Linked DNA regions of Homo sapiens: region 2 is linked to region 1. Evidence: read pairs that join two places in POLR2A ChIA-PET (ENCODE). Cell type or tissue: B cell. All regions are shown on one strand. Links, peaks and the distances in the headings refer to the core of each region. The heading gives the core; the rest is flanking DNA.

What was found. Peaks named below come from ENCODE experiments on the same cell type or tissue, not always from the same donor. Only the 100,000 strongest peaks of a DNase experiment are listed, where the experiment ranks them.
Region 2: POLR2A ChIA-PET joins it to region 1 with 5 read pairs; 1 of 35 experiments calls an interaction of 5 or more read pairs at or near these places.

What each region holds. Positions count from the first base shown.
Region 1 is chr17:75,343,557-75,347,938 of GRCh38, reverse strand. All of the region lies in intron 2 of GRB2 (growth factor receptor bound protein 2), which reads left to right. Among named protein-coding and RNA genes, the nearest start is that of SLC25A19, 56 kb to the right of the region's middle. RefSeq lists enhancers at 488-567, 578-637, 2,248-2,527, 1,902-2,893 and silencers at 778-837, 749-917. In B cell, for the core only: no CTCF peak of the experiment used is centred there; DNase peaks (open chromatin) are centred at 2,068, 3,048, 3,836 and 4,276; H3K4me3 peaks cover 3,384 bases; H3K27ac peaks cover 4,000 bases.
Region 2 is chr17:77,323,110-77,327,491 of GRCh38, reverse strand. All of the region lies in intron 2 of SEPTIN9 (septin 9), which reads right to left. Among named protein-coding and RNA genes, the nearest start is that of SEPTIN9-DT, 43 kb to the right of the region's middle. RefSeq lists enhancers at 649-1,567, 1,759-2,068, 2,179-2,448 and a silencer at 3,735-3,908. In B cell, for the core only: no CTCF peak of the experiment used is centred there; DNase peaks (open chromatin) are centred at 1,141, 2,181, 2,931, 3,611 and 1 weaker place; H3K4me3 peaks cover 1,892 bases; H3K27ac peaks cover 3,107 bases.

The DNA of each region.
Region 1 (4,382 bases), core at 295-4,294:
AGGAGCATGTCCTTAATGCATTCCAAAAGACATATACAACTGATTTTAGGCTAATTTCAGTCTGAGTCCTGGTAGAGAACACCTGACACACTTAAATTGAGAGGATTTTAATAATGAGACTATTTGCAAGGTGTTGACTCCAGCTGGGGACCTCCACACTCAGCCCACTCAGGCTAAGTCTTGGTTGCGCACCAGCTCAGCTCATGGCTGGGCTGGGTATGCCCCAGCTCACCTGTGTTATGGCTTGTTCCCAGGTTCAGCAGTTCCCAAGGTCTTGTCCTGTGTCTGAGAAGAATGAGGTTACACTGGCAATTTAAGGGTGAGGAGGGTGGAGAAGAATTTTATTGAGCGGTGAACAGCTTTCAGGAGCGGAGGAGGTAGTGGTTCCCCACCCCTGAAGTCTGGTGGTTTCTCTCCCAGTGTGGCTGGGTGGGGGCTTTTATGGGCTCAGAACAGGGGCATGCATGCTGAATGGTTTGTGGGCATGCAAAGAAAGGCTAAAGCAAAGGCACCACTCAAAGATGGGCATGGCAGTGTAGAAAATCAATTCGGAAAGGGTAGGTAGATGTAAAATAGGTGAAGAGTGGGGATCAATCAGAGGAAAGCCTACCAAATGGGAAGATGGGTTCTCAGTCCGGTCCATGGATTTGACCTGTAGTGTGGCTTTCAGGCTTTCAGTTGTCTTTGGCTTAGAGGTGGGGTTTCACTGGAGACCCGCCCCTGTGAGGCATTTGTCTGCCTCCTGCCGCTATCAGTGTGGGCGAAGTTTCTCTAGAAACCACAGGGATAATGCAGTGTCCACAGCTGGTAATCAGGTTACCACCATGAGGCCTACGACAGGGAGAAGGAAGGGGGAGGAGTTGCCCAAACCTGGAGAAGGAAAGGACTTACTTTCAATTGAGAGTCCAAGACTGTCCACAGACACTCTCAGGGTGGGAGCTGGGAGAATGAATGCCCTGACCTGACCCTCCCTTCGTCTGACCTTCTGCAGGCCTCCCCATTGATTAATAGCACTGGGAGCCAGAGAGTGAGGGAGCCTGTTGATGTGGTTCTTACAGAGCCAAAAAGTCAGAGCAGGCTGGGCACAGTGGCTCATGCCTGTAATCCCAGCACTTTGAGAGGCCAAGGTGACTTGAGGTTAGGAGTTTGAGACTAGCCTGGCCAACATGATGAAACCCCGTCTCTACTAAAAAATACAAAAATTAGCCAGGTGTGGTAATCCCAGCTGCTTGGGAGGCTGAGGCAGGGGAATCATTTGAACCCGGGCGGTGGAGGTTGCAGTGAGCCAGGATTGCACCACTGCACTCCTGCCTGTGCAAAGAGTGTGACTCTGTCTCAAAAAAAAAAAAAAAAAAAAAAAGGCAAGAAAAGCAAGGTGTAACTGGATCTGGAGAGACAGATGGAGGATACCAGCATAAGATTGATACCTGTCTTTGTTTTTTGGAGACGGAGTCTCACTCTATTGCCCAGGCTGGAATGCAGTGGCGCAGTCTCGGCTCCCTGCAACTTCTGCCTCCCAGGTTCAAGCGATTCTCCTGCCTCAGCCCCCCGAGTAGCTGGGACTACAGGCGCCCGCCACCGTGCCCAGATAATTTTTTGTATTTTGTAGTAGAGACAGGGTTTTACCATGTTGGCCAGGCGGGTCTTGAACTCCTGACCTCAAGTGATCCGCCTGCCTTGGCATCCCAAAGTGCTGGGATTACAGGCATCAGCCACTGTGCCCAGCCAATATAGCAGTTTTTCTAAAGCAGTTTTCAGAAAAAAAAAAAAAAAAAATCAGTGGCCGAGAGGAAGACCACTGAGCAGCATCTCATCACCAAGTCCTTTTGATTCTACCTCCAGAAATACCTCGACTCTCTCCTCTCTACCGCACTGCCCCACCCACCTGCACCTCCTTGCAGTTCATCTCACAGTCAGCCAGAGGAGCTTTTGAAAAATGCAAACCTGAATGTCACTCTCAGCGACTTCTGATGATTGTAACATATAAGCTTGAGCTTCTTAATTTGCATACTGTGGTCTTCTGCCAGACCACCCACAGGAGAGCCTTTGATCTCCCTTCAAATGTCACTGGCTTGGGGAGGCTTTCTCAGGCAGCCCCCACCCCGAGACTAGTTTAGGTCCCTGTGTTTTCTGCTCCCTGACCCTGTCCACTAGCTTGAATCCACATTTGCAGTTTGTATTGTCATTACCTGTTGAACTCTCTGCATTCGCCTCCACCCTGGGGGTGGGGGTGGGGGTGGGGGTAGGGACTTGCCACTCTACCCCAGTTCCTCTTCCTCTGTCATGTGATTATAACAAGCCTTTCCCGATTTGGAACTAGATTAACTGCTTCAGAAGTAGAAAATGCATTTGGAACTAGCTTTTTGAGTTGGAAATTAACGGTGTCCTGGTGGGAGGACCCCAGCCTTGAGTTTTTCAGTCCTGTATCCTTATGCACACGTTGGTGAATAGTTCTGTGACCAACATTGCTTTTTCTTCTTTCAATAACATCCTCTGAGGTGGCTCTTGGGTCACAGAACGACTGAAAATCGATCAGTCCTTTCATTGACCCCTTGAATCATAGTCTTACGTGGAATTAAATAAACTCTGTTGTCGGGCGGGGTGCGGTGGTTCACGCCTGTAATCCCACAACTTTGGGAGGCTGAGGTTGGCGGATCACGAGGTCAGGAGATCGAGACCATCCTGGCTAACACGGTGAAACCCCGTCTCTACTAAAAATACAAAAAAAATTAGCCAGGCGTGGTGGCGGGCGCCTGTAGTCCCAGCTACTCAGGAGGCTGAGGCAGGAGAATGGGATGAACCCAGGAGCGGAGGTTGCAGTGAGCCGAGATTGCGCCACTGCACTCCAGCCTGGGGGACAGAGCAAGACTCCATCTCAAAAATAATAATAATAAATAAAATTTAAAAAAAAACCTCTGTTGTCATTAATTTTCAGGGTAGAGGTTTGAGCTCCTGTTTTCTGCTTTATGCTGAGGCAGTGGGAAGTGAGTGGAGACCTTAGAGGGTGGAACTGACACACAGGAGCGGGTTTGCCTGTTAGCATCACAAAACATGAGTAACAGCTGCTCCCCCAGGCGGGGGGGTTGGGAGGGGGTGTGGGGGGTTGGGGAGGCTTTGTGTTTTATTTTTTGAAGAGAGGAGTGTAGGATTTCATGTAAGATTAAAAGCCTCCTTCTGTTAGTGAAAGGATGAAAAGGACAGTTGCTAAATATGTGTCATTAAAGTAAAGAATTAGCTACAGTTGAGGCCGAGCGCGGTGGCTCAACACCTGTAAATCCTGGCACTTTGGGAGGCCGAGGCGGGCAGATCACTTGAACTCAGGAGTTCAACACCAGCCTGGCCAACTTGATGAAACCCTGTCTGTACTGAAAATATAGAAATTAGCCAGCTTGGTGGCAGGCACCTGTAATCCCAGCTACTCAGGAGGTTGAGGCAGGAGAATCGCTTGAACCCGGGAGGTGGAGGTTGCAGTGAGCTGAGATCACGCCATTGCACTCCAGCCTGGGCAACAAAAGCAAGACTCTGTCTGAAAAAAAAAAAAAAAAATTAGCTACAGTTGAGGTTATTTAGGTTATTTCCAGTTAGAAGTTCTGATACCATTAATAAATATTTTACCTTTAAGCTAAAAGAAGCTTAACCAGTGTTTTAGTTAATAGCAGCCAAACAACAATCTGTCTACTTGCAGAGTCTGCCATGTTCCTTCTACTCACAGTCCACACAGACTAAGCAGAGCTAAAGATGCAGACAGGGAATAACCAAGTTCACACTTCATCTAGGATGTTTTCCTGATACCCCCTAACCTGGAGTTAAGTCATCGTCTTTGGTGTTTGGAAGTCAGATGTTTTCTATTGAATTGATGCCTACATAGTACCCATAACTCCCCACTCCTGACATTCGTCACACTGTGATGCACCTGGCAGCTTTCTAGTCCCCTAAGCTCCTTGGGAAGGGTATCCATTTTATCCTCAGTTCACCTAGCCCAGGGCTTGGTGTTTGTCTAGTACAGGTCATCATATGATTGTTGAATTTTTCAAATACACAGATTTTTCTTGAAACCTCTTGATCTCTGTGTTGGTCTCTTCCTGCCCCCTCCCTTCCTCTCCTTTCTTCTCCCTGCTCGTGCAGTTGAAATTCTGACATTCCAAGAGCATTTCAGCTCCACCAAATAGGACTTCCACATGTCACAAAACGCAAGACAGTTATTTTGAATGGAAACTTTTTGTACCCCTTTGGTAGAAGTTTATTTTGGGGTTTGTCTATGCATTTAGGTTTCACTGCCTCCAGATTTATCTGGGTGGAGTAATATCACATAAGTGTGAACTACCTTCCTGTTTTGTTAAAAATATCAAGAGCAATTTCTCTTGATGATAAGAGGTCAACTG
Region 2 (4,382 bases), core at 129-4,128, 2.0 Mb before region 1:
CAGGCTCCAAGTCAGGGTGGGCTTGAACCAAGGCAGCCCCAGAATCTATGCCAATGCCCTTGCCAGTGGGAGACCCTGGGGAGCACCGTGCGGGATGCATGGGGCCAGGCGGGGGCACACAGCGAGCGGCTTCAGAAGCTCTGGCCGTTCGGAGTGGGGGGGTGCCCAGAGCAAGAGACGGGCCAGGAAGCTGGAGTGAGCAAGGAGGCCTCAGCCCCTGGTGGGAGCAGGCCGGGTAAAAATAAACTAACCTGAGGGCAGCAGCCAGCGAGACCACTACAGGAGGGGTGGTGGGGCCGGAGGGGTCCCAGGAGCCCAGGAGAGGGAGGCATTGCCAGAGGTAAGGTCGGCAGATGAGAGCCAGTGCTGGTAGGATTAACTTGCTACAGCAGCTATGGTTTATTCTTTTTTTTTTCTTTTACACATGTTCCTGGGGCTCATGGAATTTACTAGTTTATTATAAAGGATATTACAAAGGATACAGGGGAAGAGATGTGTAGGGCAAGGTATGGGGGAGGGACGCAGAGCTTCCATGTGCTCCCCAGGCGCTCCACCCTCCAGGAGCCTCCACATGCTCATCCATCCAGAAGCTCCCGGAACCCCATCCTTCTGAGTGTTCACGGAGGCCTCATTACGAAGGCATGATTGATTCAATCATTGGCCGCTGATGATCTGCTTAACCTTCAGCCCCTCTCCCCTACCTGGAGGTTGCGGGGTGGTGCTGAACCTTGTGATTCTACCTGGTCTTCCCTGGGAACCATCCTGAAGCTGCCAGCTGGTCTGTCAATCATGAGCATCCAAAAAGACATCACTTTGGAGATTCCAAGGATTTTAGGAGTTGTGTGCCAGGAAATGGAGATGAAAACCAAGTGTATATTTCACAACATGACAGTCAGTCTCTTTCAACCCCAGTCTTACTTCCTGCCGTGCTGCCGGCCTCAGCCCCCCGCGCCCCAGGGCCTTTGAACACATTGCCGGTTGCCTGCAGCGATCGCCTCTGCCTGCTGGGTTTGAGCCTGGTTTACTCCCCTCATCCTTCTGCGCTCAGCCCGAAGGTGTCCCCCCGAGGCAGCCCTCCTGACCTGGTCCTACGAACCGCAGGTTCTGTCCTGCCACTGGTCCCCTTTGTCACACCTGTCACTTCCTGTGTTTCACGTTTACTGATGTGGTCTTGCACTTGTGCAGTCCCATGAGGGCAAGGACTGTGTCTGGCTTTGTCCTCCACGGGACCCCAGCGCCAAGTCCACAGGGAGCACCCAATGCTGAATGAATGAATGAGTGACCGGCAAGGGAGGTTTATTTTGTCATGTTGGGGGTCAAAGGTTGCTGGGCGGACCACATGGGTGAGGTTGGGTGGGGAGGGAAGCAGAGATGACCCCTTGGAAGAAGGGGTAGGAGGCGGGGAGGTGGGTGTGGGGTGCTGTATAAGGATGGCAAGTGCTTCCAGGGGTGACAAGCCAACCTAGAGCACCAGGCAGCAGAAAAAGGCTGACACCCTCACGCCCCACTTCCACTTAGGGAGAGGCCAGGCCTCCGGGAAAGCCAGCTCCCCGTTGCTAGGAGAGCCCCAAGGGAAGCTTCATCAGCTGCTGAGTTGGTCACAGTGGAAACCCATGTGGTGGGTGGGAGGGGTTTGAGGCACAGGGGTTTGGGTGGTGGCTTCAGGATGGAGACTTGTGTCCAGATCATGAGGGGTGGCCCCAGGGATGACCACCTCCAAACAGGAAGCAGACAAAGGCACAGATGGCAGAAGCGGAGGCAGAGAATGGGCTGCAGGGGCTTCCCCAGAGGGAGAGCCGAGCAAGGGGACAGGCTGGAAACACTCAGCCTCCATGGCCTGAAGCACAGACAGCTGGTCTCACACGCAGGCCGGGCAGCCACACCACCTAGAACAAGGGGCATGTCCGCAGGGCAGGCCTCAGGACGCCCCGGGCTGGCCCTGCCATCAGCCTAGAAAGACGGCCCAGGCTTTCCCGGTAGGGAGCACGTCCAGCCAGGTCCTGGGCAGGAGCTGAGACTCCCTGGCTGGCCTGAGAGGGGATGATCGAGTGCAGGCCCAGCCCGGGACTTCCCCACTCCTCCCCGCCACCCAGCGGAACCAGCTGGGCGTGAGAAAAGAAGAGAAGTGAATCAAGAGCCCAGAGCATGAGGCTGGACCAGCCCTTACACCACATGCAAAAATCAACTCAACTTGCATCAAAGACCTAAACTCAAGAGCTAAAACCACAAAACTCTTAGAAGAAAACACAGGGGAAAAGCTTCCTGACGTTGCATTTGGCAATGATTTCTTGGATATGGCGCCAAAAGCACAGGCAACAGAAGAACAAATAGATAAAGTGGAACGTCATAGAAGTTTAAAATATTTGCATATCAGCCTGGGTGCGGTGACTCACGCCTGTAACTCCGGCACTTTGGGAGGCCGAGACGGGTGGATTACTTGAGGTCAGGAGTTCGAGACCAACTTAGTCAACACAGTGAAACCCCGTCTCTACTAAAAATACAAAAATTAGCTGGGTGTGGTGGCGGGTGCCTGTAATCCCAACTACTCAGGAGGCTGAGGCAGGAAAATCGCTGGAACCAGGGAGGCGGAGGTTGCAGTGAGCCAAGATCATGCCACTGCACTCCAGCCTGGGCAACAGAGTCAGACTCCATCTCAAAAAAAAAAAAAAAAATTGCATATCAAAGGGCACTAACAACGTGGGGAGAAGGCAATCCATGGAATGGCAGCAAATCATAGGTCAGATATGGGATTAGTATCTGGATATTAATCTACAGATCTCCTAACACTCAGCAACAACAATCATCCAAATCAAACACAGGTAAAGGACTTGGACAGACATTTCTGCAAGAATATGTGCAAATGAGCAATAAACACGAAAAGATGCTCAACATCACTAACCACTGGGGAATTGCAAATCAAAACCACAAGGAGAGACCCCTCACAACCATGAGCTCTGGGCAGGTAGGAAGACGCCTGGTGGGGAGTTGCCGGCTCCATGCTGTCCCCAGAATTCCTGCAGGGGCTAAGCCCGACCCCGACACCTCACCAGGAGCACAGAAACGAGTGGAAAAGGCCAAAGGCCACCCCAAAGGGCCAGAGGGGTCCAGCAAGGAGTCTGGGACATGGAACCATGCTGTGCATCCAGACACACGGGGACAACAGGGGGATGAAAGGTGGCCCCTAAAATTTACATCCACCCCAGAGCCTATGAACATGGCCTATTTGGAAAAAGGGTCTTTGCAGACGTTATGAAGTTAAGGATCTTGAGATGGGACCATTTTGGGTTACCCAGTGGGCCCTAAATCCGAGAAAGACTGTCCGTATGAGAGACAGACAGGGGGAGATTTAGGGCACAGAAGGAGGCCCCGTGACAACGGAGGCAGAGGTCGAGTGGTGTGGCCACGAGCCAAGGAACGCCAAGGGTTTCGGGAGCCGCCAGAAGCTGCCAGAGGCGAGAAGCAGGCTCCCCCTCGGAGCCTCCGGAAAGAACCAGGCCTGCTGATGCCGTGATTTCGGACTTCTGGCCTCCAGAACGGCGAGAGAAGAAATGTCTGGTGTTTTGAGCCACCCAGTTTGTGGCACTTGGTGATGGCAGCCCCAGGAAACCACTACAGGGACCAGAGTTCCCACGGGGCTGGGCAGGAAGCGGGTGCAGAGCGCGTCAGGCCAGGCCTCTCACCTCGGAGATGGAAAAGCAGAGCTGGAGAGGTTGAGACCGGACAGGCACCGAGCGTCCAGGGGTAAGAACTCCCAGGGGATGGCAGAGGCCATCGGGGACAGCACAGCGAGGGACAGGAGGGAGGGGTGAGGGCTGAGGCACCGCCCTCCAGGAGGCCTCGGTTCCCCGCCCACTGATGACCCAGGAACCCCGTAAGAGGAGCTGGGCTTTACCCTGTGCCGTACTGCATCAGATGGACCCTGGTGGGGACAGACGTCCAGCGACAGCGTGGCCAAGCCCCCTCCAGGACCCCGGGCCTGCATTCATGACCATGCACAGACGGCCACTTCCCCTGCCTGCAGCCCTCCCTCGTGGCCTGTTCCTAGCCTCCCAGCCCAACAGAGCTCCCCAGTGGAAAGTTCCCTTCTTGGAGACTCTCTCCCTGCTGAAATACAAGCTCTTGGAACAAGATAAAACTGCTTAATTTGTAAAAGCCACAAAGCCGTTCCAGAACAAAAAAAAAGCTCCGACCCTTGGCTGGAAGGAGTGGCCTTCCATGCCTCAGCGGCCAGTCACCACTCCATGACTCATGCCGGCCCTGCTGACAAACCCTCCAGCACCTTCCCAGGGGAAGGCCACAGCCCCCAGGGAGGGCGGGAGAGTACCCAGGCCCCCGTTCACAAACCAGACCGGAGCCAGACACTGCCGAGGGAGGGACAAGAG